4 separate regions of the Homo sapiens genome follow, and regions 1, 3 and 4 are each linked to region 2. A link is a contact called in ENCODE Hi-C or POLR2A ChIA-PET data. All regions are on one chromosome and are shown on one strand. The core of a region is the stretch at or near the end of the contact, and the rest is flanking DNA. Distances in the headings are between cores, read along the strand shown. Region 1 has its middle 6.8 kb from the start of HSD17B10. Region 2 holds the start of MAGED2 (MAGE family member D2). Region 3 holds the start of UBQLN2 (ubiquilin 2). Region 4 holds the start of HUWE1 (HECT, UBA and WWE domain containing E3 ubiquitin protein ligase 1).

Region 1 (2,920 bases), core at 408-2,907, 1.4 Mb after region 2:
CATCTGCAGAAGGAGCAGCCAGAGGCTCCCTTTCCTTTGCTTACAGGGGTCTGGGGTCAAGGTCATTAACCCAATCTCCCACTGTCTTAACTTCCTGAATGGTGGTCTGGAGTTATTCTTCTGGGTGCTTGCCAAGGCCCATCTGCGGGTCTTCCTCAGTCTCAGTGGCAGATGAGGAAGCAGTGGTTTCCCCAGGCCAGAGACATCTCCACAGCAGGTTCCTCAACTCCACCCTGCCCAATGGACCCTCCTTTTTGACTCAGAGGCCCCCAGAATGTGGGGTGGGCCTTTGGAGCTGACTGAAGGACTCCAAGGGGATAGGGTAGGGCGTGGTTACCGCCCAAATTTAGCCTTTAGTCAGGGAAGGGGGTGGTGGGGGAGTAGATGGTTTGGGGACGACTGGACCTCAGACTGGGTCCCTTGTAAGGATGTGAGGGCAGGCTCAAGAGGGGTTTCCTCCGAGTCAAACACATTCACTCCCCTCCGTCTTCTGGTTTTTAGTCCCTGCCAGGGGACCACACAGGTGAGTCCAGGTGAAAGGAGCAACCACAACTGCCGGCCACCTCTACTCCGCGCCAGACGAAACCGCCCCAAGGGCGCCGCACTTTACCGCCCTCTGTGACCTGTCGCTGTCACACACCGAGTGAGTGTGAGAAGACGAGACCTCGGGAGAAGGAGGGCGACAGCGGGCACCAAGATACACAGGTCCTTTATCCATACCTCCTAACAGCCACCCGCTATGGGCCGGGCCTCCGTCCTCCCAACTGCCAGCTCCACTGGAGACACTCCAACCGCACTGGGAGCGCCTTGTGAGCAGGACACGCATGCGCGGGTAGCACCTCCACCAGCCAGCCGGCTGACCCCGCCGGGGACCTGGCAGGGATGGGGAGCGCATGCGCAGATGGCGCGCACCGCTCCCAAAAGACAGGGTGTGGGTGGCGACTAGACTCTGGACCTGTGGATCTCGGTGCCCGCTGTCGCCCTCCTTCTGCCGGGTCTCGTCTTCTCATGCTCACTCGGTCAGGTCTATAGTACAGCCTCGTACTGGAGTCTTAGTGTAAGTCCTTCCGTTTAATCAGCAGTCCCTCTAATAAAGAAAATGAATGAGTGAATAGCAAACATGGTAAATCTAAGGTGACTTTGCTTAAAGCGGGTGAGGCCAGTACATCGCCACCCAACCCTTGGTTCCGGAGCAGGCGTCTTTTCTTCCTCACCTGGAAGTGGCAGAAAAAAAAGAACTTGTCTTCTGCCCGTGCCCGATCAGGGGCTCCCCACTGCACCCCACATCCCCGCCTTTGGGACAGTCTCACATGGCGAAAGTGGCCTAGGGTGGAGGGCACTGCACTAAGCACGACCCTGACTACTGACTGACCGCTTTTTATAGCCCAGGCACCTTGCAGACATGATTCGTTTCGGATAAGTCAAGTATTCATATTCCCACTTCACAGTGGAGGAAATTGAGGCTGACCCCAAAGCCGCCCCTTTAGTGGGTGCGCGATCAAGACTTATTACATAAACTGCCTTTAAGAGATGGCACCACCACCCCGCGGGCCCCCTACTTCTGGTTGTTGCCCAATCACACTGGCAGGGGTTTCACTGGCAGCTGCAGCCCCGCCCGGCTGACTCATCTTCCCCAAAGCCGTTTAATTCTGTTCCAAGTCTTTCCTAACTCGACCTTGGCGGGCGCGGAGCGGAAGGCATTATTGTCCTCCCGATTTGGGGCCGGGGGAGTTGGAAAACTAGTCTAACTCCCGGGCTGGAGAGCTAGGAAGCCCAAGAGGGCCAAGTCCTGGCTGTCTGCCTCTGACGACGAGCAAGGTGGAGGCCCTTGGTTAGCAGGATGGGTGGTGAGGAGTCCGGGAAGGAGAAGAAAGGCTCAGCGCGGCTTGCCTGAGCCTCCCTCCTCCCAGCTCCCGGCCCCTGCTGCCGGCGGCTGTCACTCCTCGCTGTGGTGCCAGCTGGCTCCCGCTTCCTCGCCTTTATTCCTACCTGCTTGCTCTCCTGCCTTCCTTCGGGCTTTTCACATCCTCTTCTTTTCCTCTCTTGCTCCCCTCCTGTTTGCCTTTCTCGACTTTCATATCGCCAGAAGATGGTCGTCTCCCTCCCGTTCCTCCCAACTCTGAATAAAAAACAGAAAACCCAACTGGTCCTATAATGGCTTCCCTAAGTCTACAGATGACTCCTGGCTTTCTAGCTCACCTGCTGGGGGGGATGTGTAAACCATGAGGTGATTTTTCCAAGACTGTGAAAGGAAGGTGGATATAAGCGGAACTGACACCGTATACTGATCACAACACTTACTGATTCCACCGGAAGATACAGGTTTATTGCTATGTCACACATATGCATTCATTCACTTAGCAAACACTGCCATCTGTTCTATGCCAGGCTCTCTGTGTTGCGTAGCAAGAATACAGAGATCAGAATAGATCCTCAGTCTCTCAGGTGGGTAAGTGTTGGTTCAGAGCTGTGGGACCCTCAGAAAGGGCATCGCACCATCCTGGGGGTTATCTGTGGGGTAGGGTTGCCACATTTAGCAAATAAAAATACAGGGTGCCCACAAGTCTGAATTTCAGATAAATAACAAATAGTTTTACAATATAAGCATGTCCCAAAGATTGCATGGGGTTACTTATATGAAAAAATTATTCGGCCGGGCACAGTGACTCACACCTAGTACTTTGGGAGGTCGAGGTGGGTGGATCATCTGAGGTCAGGAGTTCGAGACCAGCCTGACCAACATGATGAAACCTCGTCTCTACTAAAAATACAAAAATTAGCCGAGGGTGGTGGTGGGCGCCTGTAGTCCCAGCTACTAGGGAGGCTGAGGCAGGAGAATTGCTTGAATCCAGGAGGCAGAGGTTGCAGTGAGCTGAGATCGTGCCACTGCACTCCAGCCTGAGTGACGGAGCAAGATTCT
Region 2 (2,900 bases), core at 1-2,500:
GCCCCGCCCGCTTTCCCAGCACGAGCCCTTTCTTTGATGTCCACCGTGCACATGCGCATTCAGCAGCTGGCTCTTCTCAGTGCTGGCCCTTCTCAACACGCCCCTTTCTAGCGAAACATAGTGCGCATGCGCAATGGTCGTGGTCTCAGTCTGGCACTCTGCCCCAACACACGCCCCTCTCCAGGTCCGCAGTACCATTCGGTCCCGCCCCCTGCCCAACAAGCCTTCCTCCAAAATTGTCGCAGTGTCTGGTGGACCCGGCCCCTCCCCTACTCACGCCCTACAGAGTCCAGTGTCTCTTGGCCCCGCCCTTCTTCCTAACACGCCCCCCTCCAAACAGGCGCATCTTGGTTCCGCCCCTTCCCTATTACACCCCCTCCTCAAATAAATACTGAGCTAGTGATTCCATCTTGGGCCCGGCCAAACCGGGTCCAGTCCCCTCCCTTCCCAGCCGGATGGATCCGGTACGATCCGGTCCTTAAGGCAGGTTTTCTCCAGATCCCAGAGGGTGGGGCCGACCCCTAGCGGGGCTCTCATCCAAAAGCCGACCCGGCTGCTCACCTCGTCCTCCTACAATTCCCGAGTGCGTCCACTCACTCCAAGCCCCTCCGAAACTCGGAGACTGCCCTCCCCTCTCTAGGCCGGAAGTGGTCCCGCCCCTTTCCGCCTCCCTAGGGGGCCTCCGTCCCAGCCTGTCTGCCCCTCCCCCGCTCCCTGCTCCTCATTCCTTATGCCCCCCTCCGTATTCCCTTAGCCTGGCTCCCTACTCCCTATTCCTACCTCACATTTCCTATTTACTCCAGAATTCCTTCTTCCCATTTCTTACATCCTCCTCCGTGTTACGTTTGCACACCCTGCCCCTCAGTATTCCTTAATCCCTCTCTGCATCCCCGATTCTCTTCTCTGGATCTTCACTCCCCCTCAGTGTTCCCCTCCCTCCTTGTATTCCTCGTCCCCCTCCCAACATTCCTGGTTCCCCGTTTTTCTCCCCTCCTCCCTCCGCTAGTCTCTGCTCCCAGTCTGTACAGCCTACTACTTTCTCAGTCGTCCTCATTGCCTACACCCCACTCCAGGTCACCTCTGCTTCAGCTGCAGTGGTGCAGTAAGAATTGCTCATCTGCCTGGCTATGGGTTCGAGGGGTCTGGAACCACTGTCTGACCTCCATAAAACCCCAATATCAACGCCCCTCACCTTGTCCTCCAGCGAGTTCGGGATGCGTCTGCCTTCTCTAAGTCCCTCTCGAAGTCTCAGCCTCCTGGACTAGAGCTGCAGACAGCCCAACCCAGCCCAGCCCCTTTCCGCAGCCCCCTGCCACCCCCCCTCGCCTTCCTCGGGGGTGGGGCAATGGGGCCCCGCTCAGGGCTGTCTGACGCCAAAGCCCATGTTTATGCCACTGTACCAGGCTCAGTCTGAAGCTCTTCCAACTCAAACCGCCCCCTGAAAGCAAGTCATTCATTGAATTTATTTTTATATCTTCATTTTTTCTTATTACAAAGGTAATATGTTGTTCTTTTGTTGTTGTTGTAAAAATTCAAACAATGCAGTAATATATAACACACCAATGAAAGGCCACTCATCTCCCAGAAATAACCACTATTAACATTTTGCTATCCAGATTTTTTTTCTATTCGTATACTAATTATTCAGGTTCTCTCTCCGACAAATGGTACACTATACATACCTTCTGTTCTGCGACCTGTTTTTTTCCAGTTATATATAAAACATCTTTCCGTTAGTGCACATTTTTCTAAACAGCTGCATGATCTTTTCTTGCATAGATGTCCCATAATTTATTGAACCAGTCCAGTACACATGTACATTTAGATTGCTTGGTGCACTTTTTGTTATTTATGGTATTTTTTGCTAGCTCAAATGCTACAAAAAAGTCTTCCATTTTGATGCAAAATTTGTCAACTTACTCCTAAAAAGTAAATGGATAACATTCCCGCCAGCAATGTCTCTCCTGTACATGTCACATATTACAAATATTTTTCATGTTATTTATGATAATTTTTGCCAAACAAAAATGTTTAATTATTATGTAGTCAAATATATCCATTTTTCCTTCATCACAACTGGATTCTGCTGCTTGCTTAAAGATGCTTTTCACACTCCTATAACAAACCCCGTTTTTTTTTTCAAGCACTTTTGTGGCTTTATTATTTACATTTAGATGTTTGATCATTTCAAAATTTATTTTCTATACGGATTCAGCTTGATTACTCTTCAAAATCATAGTCTCTTACCTCTACATCATGTGCAAACTAATCCATCTTTTCCCTCTCTGCTTTGAAATGGCACCTCTATCACATAATAAATTCACATAACCAATTGGATCTGTTCAAGAGAACAAAATAAGATGTAAAATAATAGGAAATAGACAAATCATCATTAATTACTGAATATATAAATGCAGACCTGGAAAACCCAAGAGCATCAACTAAAAAGTTATTAGAAACCATAATAAAATTCAGCACAACTGTTAGTTGCAGAAATAATATTCAGTGCCTTTCCACATATAAATGTAATTCAAATGGACACAAGTCTTCTGCTTTATGTGGTCACCTTTTACTATGTAAATAACATATAATGAATCCCTGTGTTCCATGGATAATTCAAGATAGACAAACACACAAATTTCTTGCATATTCAAGGCAGGCTTCTGTTTTCCTGTCTTTTCTCTTTCTCTGAATTATTGCTTTCTCCAAGTGTGTGATATCAGTTCACCATGTTCTTGCCTCCTAGATTTTCTCCCTTATCCACACTAGACATAGCCCCTCCTTTTCTTCTACTTCTGGCATCTCAAATTCCCCACCCCTTCCAAATCATGGCAAGTTGGCAAGTTTAGAATGCCAAGATGAGGACTTTGGTGTTGATCCTGAGAGCACCCAGGAGTTAC
Region 3 (2,950 bases), core at 1-2,500, 1.8 Mb before region 2:
TCGTGCTGGTAGTTGCAGAACTCTGGGTAGCTGGCGGTGGTGCCCATGGATTGGGTAGTGGATCGCGATTTTCTGTGCGGGAAGGCTGCGTACCTTCCCCAGAGGAGGAACTACTCCCCACGGAGGCAAATGGATTACCCCCAAACTGCTCTTGTGCGGCATTCAGCATCGGCTCTTGAATGTCAGTGTACATGCGCCGTAAAGCATTATAGCCACCTGGGATGCTTTCTAGATTGCTAAGAGCCAGGTCTTGATTTCTCATCATCTCTTGCATCATGGCTGGATTCCTGGCAATTTCGAGTGTCTGCCTCATTATGTCTGGGTTGTTGAGCAGGTGACTGATTTCTGGGTTTCTCTGAATCAATTGCTGCATCTGTGGATTAGCCATAATGAGCTGCCTCATCAGATCGGGATTCGAAAGCATGCTCTGAACAAAGGGATTTTCCATTATTTGGATCATCATCTCAGGGCTGGCCATAAGCTGCTGCTGCATCTGGCTCTGGAGCTCAGAGAAGTTGGTCGAGCTCAAGCCCAGGCTGCTAAGGCCTGCAAGTCCTCCCAGGCTCCCCAACCCAAACGGGTTGCTATTTGTGGAAATAGGTGTGGAGTTACTCCTGGGAGTCGACGCCGAGGTAGTGTTAGTTCCCGCGGCATTGCTAGGCTGCGTGGACTGGCCCTGAGGTCGGTTCTGGCTTTTGATGACAAGGTGAACAGTCAGCCCATCATGGATGCCATGCTGGATCAAGGTATCTTGATCTTTTAAGATTTTTCCGGCAAAAATCAGCACTAGCTGATCGGTTTGGGATTTGAAGCGTTTCGAAATCGCTTCCTTAAACTGCTGAACCGAGCTGTTCTCGGGCACCGCGAACTCCTCTTTCTCTTTGGGAGTCTTCACCGTGACTTTGATGATTTTAGGCTCAGCCGGGGCAGCAGCCGAGCCTTGGGCCGCAGCAGGGCCGCGGGAGGGGCGCGGGGGGCCGCTGCTCTCGCCATTCTCAGCCATGGCGGCCGCGGTGACGCAGGCGGGCAGGGAAGGCGCGGGCGGGCGAAAGAGAGAGCGCGAGGGAAGGAGGAAGGAAGGAGGCACCGCCGCAGCGGGCTGGGCCGGGTCAGGCGGGGAGCGCGGAGCACGGTACCTCTGTGATGAAGACTGCGGTTCCCTGGTCCTCCGGTGGAGAAAGGCCTGGGCGTAGGCCGCTGGCTGAGGTCTCCGCGCTCCGGTCTCTGGGCCTCCTCCGCCGCCGCCTTGTGATCCGACCGCGCGCACTCCCAGCAACTCTGGCAGCCGCTCCGCCTGCTGATCCCCGCCCCTTCCCCTCCCCCAGTTCCGCGCTCGCCTCCCCGCCCCCTCTGCTGACGCGGCGCCAGGCCTAGATTGATAGATTTGGCTCGGTCAAAATTAAAAACTTCTGCACTGAAAAGAAAAAAGGGAGAGAGAGAAACAAAGGGAGAGAGAGAAGAGAACAGAACAGTACAGAGCAGGCGAGGCAGAGAGGGTGAGACGGAGAGAAGGAGGCGGTAGAGAGTCAGCTTCTGTAAACGACATTAAAAGACCAATGGAGAATGTATATTAGCAATCTGTAAGGCAGTAAAAGGGTGAAAGCCTGAATCGAACAGATCCCACGTATAAGACGAAAAATGAATAATAAAGAACTCTGACAAAGCAAAAAGAAAAGAGGAACACCTCCAGTAGGGGAAGGGAAGAAGACAGAGCAGGAGCGTGCATTTTACAAAAGGAGTGCAAATGGCCAATAGACATTAAAAAAGGATGATTAATTTCACTACTAATAAAAAGAAATCAAGTTAAAACAATAAAATTCTACTTTTGGCTTATCATATTGGCAGGGAAAAAAATAATGGTAAACCTTCTTGTTGACAGGGACCCTAAAAAATGCCCTCTCAGGCTAGCTGAAGTGTGAATTGTTACAACCATAGGGCAATTTGAAAATATATATCAGCATTTTGAATGTTTCCACCTTTATTTAGAAATGCCTAACCTAGACACTTCGCCTAATAATCGGATGAGGATGCAAAAATATTTATGTATAAAATGTATATACATTGTAGCATTTTAAAATGTTATTTAAATATATTAACTATCTGTTTACATGAGATTAGTTGAGCACATTATCATATTACCATACAAGAAAATATAGAGTGTCTTTAAAGGTATACATGAAATAAACTGTAGTTATAGGGAAATCACAGAGTATTTTCAATTATGCCTTTGTATATTTCTGTACAGTTACAAACTATATAAGAATATATGTTCCAATATCAAAAATACAATAAATATATTTTTATTTTAAAAGCAATTTTTGAACAGTTTGTTGTATATGTAAACCGTATGTGTAAAAAAATCTGGAAGGCTATGCACAAATAAGTTAATGGCTGTTAGTACTGTTTGCTGAAATTATGAATAATTCTTATTTTCTATTTTCATAAGATTTTGAATTTTCTGATGATTTTTGTAAGTATGCACTACAGAAAGGTATTTTGGGGAAGAGTATGGGTAGAAATTGACAGGCACATAATAGTAGTGGCAAACATTGACATATTTACCTAATTTAATTACAGATTAAGTAAGAGCAATAAAGATGTAGCAATGCTGAGAAAGAGAACTTGAAAAATAGAAGAAATAATTTCAAATTTATCTATATATTTCTAACTCTAGGTTAAACCACACAGAAAATTCTTCCCCAACCCCCACCCTCTACCAAGCATCCACCAAAGCACCACTGCTTTCAACATTTAACAGCATTTCAAAGTCATTAGGTCACAAATACTTTAATAAATCTGAAGATAAGAAAAATATATATATACAGGTATGTTATATCCATCGATGGAGAAATGGAAGAATTAATATTATTTTACCTCTCTATTTTATTAATATAATTAATAAAATACAGAGGTAAAAAGATGACTAGCTTTAAATATGTTAATATGTATA
Region 4 (2,702 bases), core at 22-2,521, 1.1 Mb after region 2:
TTTAAAATGAAAAAAGAACAACCGAAGTTAATTACATGCTAAAGAAAGTATAGCTTCATGTTGCCACTAAATGTTACAGATGGGCCGGGTCTTTCGCCTGTAATCCCAGCGCTTTGGGAGGCCGAGGCGGGTGAACTGCTTGAGCCTAAGAGTTTGAGACCAGCCTGGCAACATAGTGAGACCCCGCCTCTACAAAAAATAAAAAGTTATCCAGGCGTGGTGGCGCATACCTGGAGGCCCAGCTACTTGGGAGACTGTAGGCAGGCAGGAGGATCCTTGAGCCCAGGAGGTCGAGGCTGCAGTGAGTCGTGACCGTGCCACTGCACTTCACCCTGGGTGACAGAGTGATGCTTTGTCTCAAAAAAAAAAAATTGTAAAAATATTCAATGAAACAGTGTATCTCGAAGGGGCCCTGTACATCTCCTGAGATCATATACAAAATTTTATGTGTAAGTATATATTGGGGTGGGGGACCCATTCATTAGATTCTCAATTCGAGGGATGAACCACTGCTCTGGAGGGCTGGAATTAGAGAAGTGGAGGGTATAATCACAGTTTTTATTTCCTCGATGTCTCAGGAGTTCTTTTAATAGTGCTTTTGTCTTTAAATACTAAATTAATACATACTTTTTATTAAAAATTGAAACCTTATCGAAGTAGCTAGAGTTCCAAGTCAAAGTTCTTCGCCCCTCCAATGTCGTCCGCAGCCCACAATAATTAAGTAGGGTTAACAGGTGATCTCCCACCAGGTCCTTTTTATTCCCATGTATTTACAGATGCAGATCCTCTACAGGATCCTTGTCAATCGCACTGCCGTTCCAAATAATTAAAGGAGGAAAAAAGAATGTTTATTGAGGGCTTACTATGTGCCTGAAGTGTTTTAAGGGTTTGCTCGCGTGAACTCTGGGTGGTCGGCTTCCCACGTCGTCTCCCACCCTCCGCTCTGGGTCCAGCCTTGCCCTCTTGCCCCACACTCCCCATTCTTCACAAGGCATCTGGCGAGGTCGTTAATTTTTAAAGGTAAATCAGATCAAATCATGTTCCCTTCCGCGGCTTCCACCGTGCCTCGAATCAAATCCCAATTCTTAGCGACCCTATCATCCTCTATGGTTGCATTTACTGGGCCTTGGGTAGCTCAGGCGCGGTCCCCTGCAAGGGACCCGACTTCACCGCGGAGGGAGCTCCCTCCCGAGGGGCAGGGGCGGGGCTTCGCTTGCGGTGGGTGGAGCCCCAAATCGAGTTTGAGCTGAGCCGAAGCGAGGAGGCTTTCGACTGAGGGCTAGCGAGGGGAGCAGGGCTGGAGCAGGGCTGGAGCAGGGCTGGAGCAGGGCTGAAGCAGGGCTGAAGCAGGGCCGCGGACCCCGCACGCTCCTGCGGGCCCCGCGGAGCCATTGCGGCCGAGGTGAGCGTCTATCCCTGGGCTGGAGGGCGAGCTCTGTACGCGCGGCCGTTCTCGGTTTCTCGCGGGTGGCAGTGGCGAGGTTGGGGGGGGAGTTCCCACGGGACCCTGCGCGGAGGCGCGGAGGTGGCGGCCTTGGGGAGCCTGCGGGAAAGGCTGCTGGAGGGGCAGGGCGGCCTGCCCCAACCCTCCCTGAACCCCGCCTCCTCTCCCCTCCCCCAGGCCTCGGCAGGCGCCAGCGGAGAGCTAGCCGCATCTTCGGGGGCAGCCCGGCAGCTGCCGGCGGCGCGGCGAGAGAGCGGCTGACAGAGGGGATGCGAGGTACCGGCATTAGCCATGGCCAAGTGGCCCTAAAGAGAGAGTAGAGGCCGGGCCTTCAGCGTTTCTCACTGGTTCGAGGAAGGCGGCCTCAGAGGAGAGGGAAGGTGAGGGGCGGGCAGGCAGGCTTCGCGGGTAACTACTAGGCGTTGCATATATATGTTTTGATATCTAAATGGTACTACACACACACACACATTCATTTCGACTAACTGCTTGTTTAAAAATCTGAGAATATGTCTTGTAGATCTTCTTATATCCGGGAATCCAAATTTATGTTGGGTTTTAAACAGCTGCATTGTATGATTGTACTACAGTTTATTTAACCATTTCCCGATTGATATACATTAGCTTGTTTCTCTGTTGGGGGAGGGAGGGGACTATTACAAGCAATGCCATAATGAATGGGTTTGTGTATATGTATCATGCCATGTATGAGTATTTCTGTAGGAGAAATTCTTAGAAGAGTAACCGCTGGGTCAGGGTGTATATGCATTTTGAATTTTGATAGATTTGTCCAAATTGCCTTCCCAAAAGCCTGTACTAATTTACACTCTTTAATGTTGTGCGAGAGTGCCTATTTTTCCACAGTTATGCCAACACGTATTATCAATCTTTGTAATTTTAGCCAATTTAAAGGGCAAAAAAATCGTATGTCATTGTTTTCATTTGCATTTCCCTGATTACTGGCGAAATTGATCATATTTTTGTTTGTAAATAGGCAAATATCAATAGTTTATATAGGCAGTTTTCCTATCTATAAGCAATAAGCATTTTGAAATTTTAATAATAAAAAACCTGTTCGCAATAGCAAGAGAAACGAATAAAAATACCTAGAAGTAAACTATAAAACTTTATTGACGAATACCATAAAAGAACATCTGCATGAAAAGAGAAGGAATACTATGCTTCTGAATAAGAAGGCTCAATATTTTAGTGATGTCCATTTTTCCTATATTGGTTTATACAGTTGATGCAATTTCAA

What was found. Hi-C counts contacts between places; a loop is a spot of excess contacts on that map. ChIA-PET counts read pairs that join two places held with the same protein, here RNA polymerase II (POLR2A). Pooled maps may share reads with other maps.
Region 1: a pooled map shows a loop between it and region 2 (5-fold over the local background). The contact joins the enhancer-like site here to the promoter of MAGED2 in region 2. A Hi-C loop is called at or near these places in 2 of 37 single-sample maps with no recorded cell type and 7 of 50 pooled maps.
Region 3: a map of B cell shows a loop between it and region 2 (19-fold over the local background). The contact joins the promoter of UBQLN2 here to the promoter of MAGED2 in region 2. A Hi-C loop is called at or near these places in 4 of 168 maps with a recorded cell type or tissue (B cell, CD8-positive, alpha-beta T cell, endothelial cell of umbilical vein and 1 more), 2 of 37 single-sample maps with no recorded cell type and 14 of 50 pooled maps.
Region 4: a loop to region 2 is called in a map of B cell, with 8 times the contacts of the local background. The contact joins the promoter of HUWE1 here to the promoter of MAGED2 in region 2. A Hi-C loop is called at or near these places in 5 of 168 maps with a recorded cell type or tissue (B cell, CD14-positive monocyte, CD4-positive, alpha-beta memory T cell and 2 more), 4 of 37 single-sample maps with no recorded cell type and 20 of 50 pooled maps. POLR2A ChIA-PET finds 5 or more read pairs at or near these places in 1 of 52 experiments (Panc1).

What each region holds. Positions count from the first base shown.
Region 1 is chrX:53,439,713-53,442,632 of GRCh38, reverse strand. No RefSeq gene overlaps it. Among named protein-coding and RNA genes, the nearest start is that of HSD17B10, 6.8 kb to the right of the region's middle. Within about 2 kb of position 1,657, at least 25 of the 41 ENCODE cell types and tissues checked have a DNase peak (open chromatin) inside an H3K27ac peak, as active enhancers do.
Region 2 is chrX:54,806,095-54,808,994 of GRCh38, reverse strand. It overlaps MAGED2 (MAGE family member D2), which reads right to left and starts at 1,250. Exons shown (of 13, transcript NM_177433.3): 1 at 1,193-1,250.
Region 3 is chrX:56,561,927-56,564,876 of GRCh38, reverse strand. UBQLN2 (ubiquilin 2) reads right to left here and starts at 1,250. Exons shown (of 1, transcript NM_013444.4): 1 at 1-1,250. The coding sequence starts at 1,003. RefSeq lists enhancers at 254-313, 324-523, 920-1,547.
Region 4 is chrX:53,685,288-53,687,989 of GRCh38, reverse strand. HUWE1 (HECT, UBA and WWE domain containing E3 ubiquitin protein ligase 1) reads left to right here and starts at 1,271. Exons shown (of 84, transcript NM_031407.7): 1 at 1,271-1,402; 2 at 1,622-1,720. RefSeq lists silencers at 1,090-1,264, 1,338-1,637 and an enhancer at 1,848-1,927.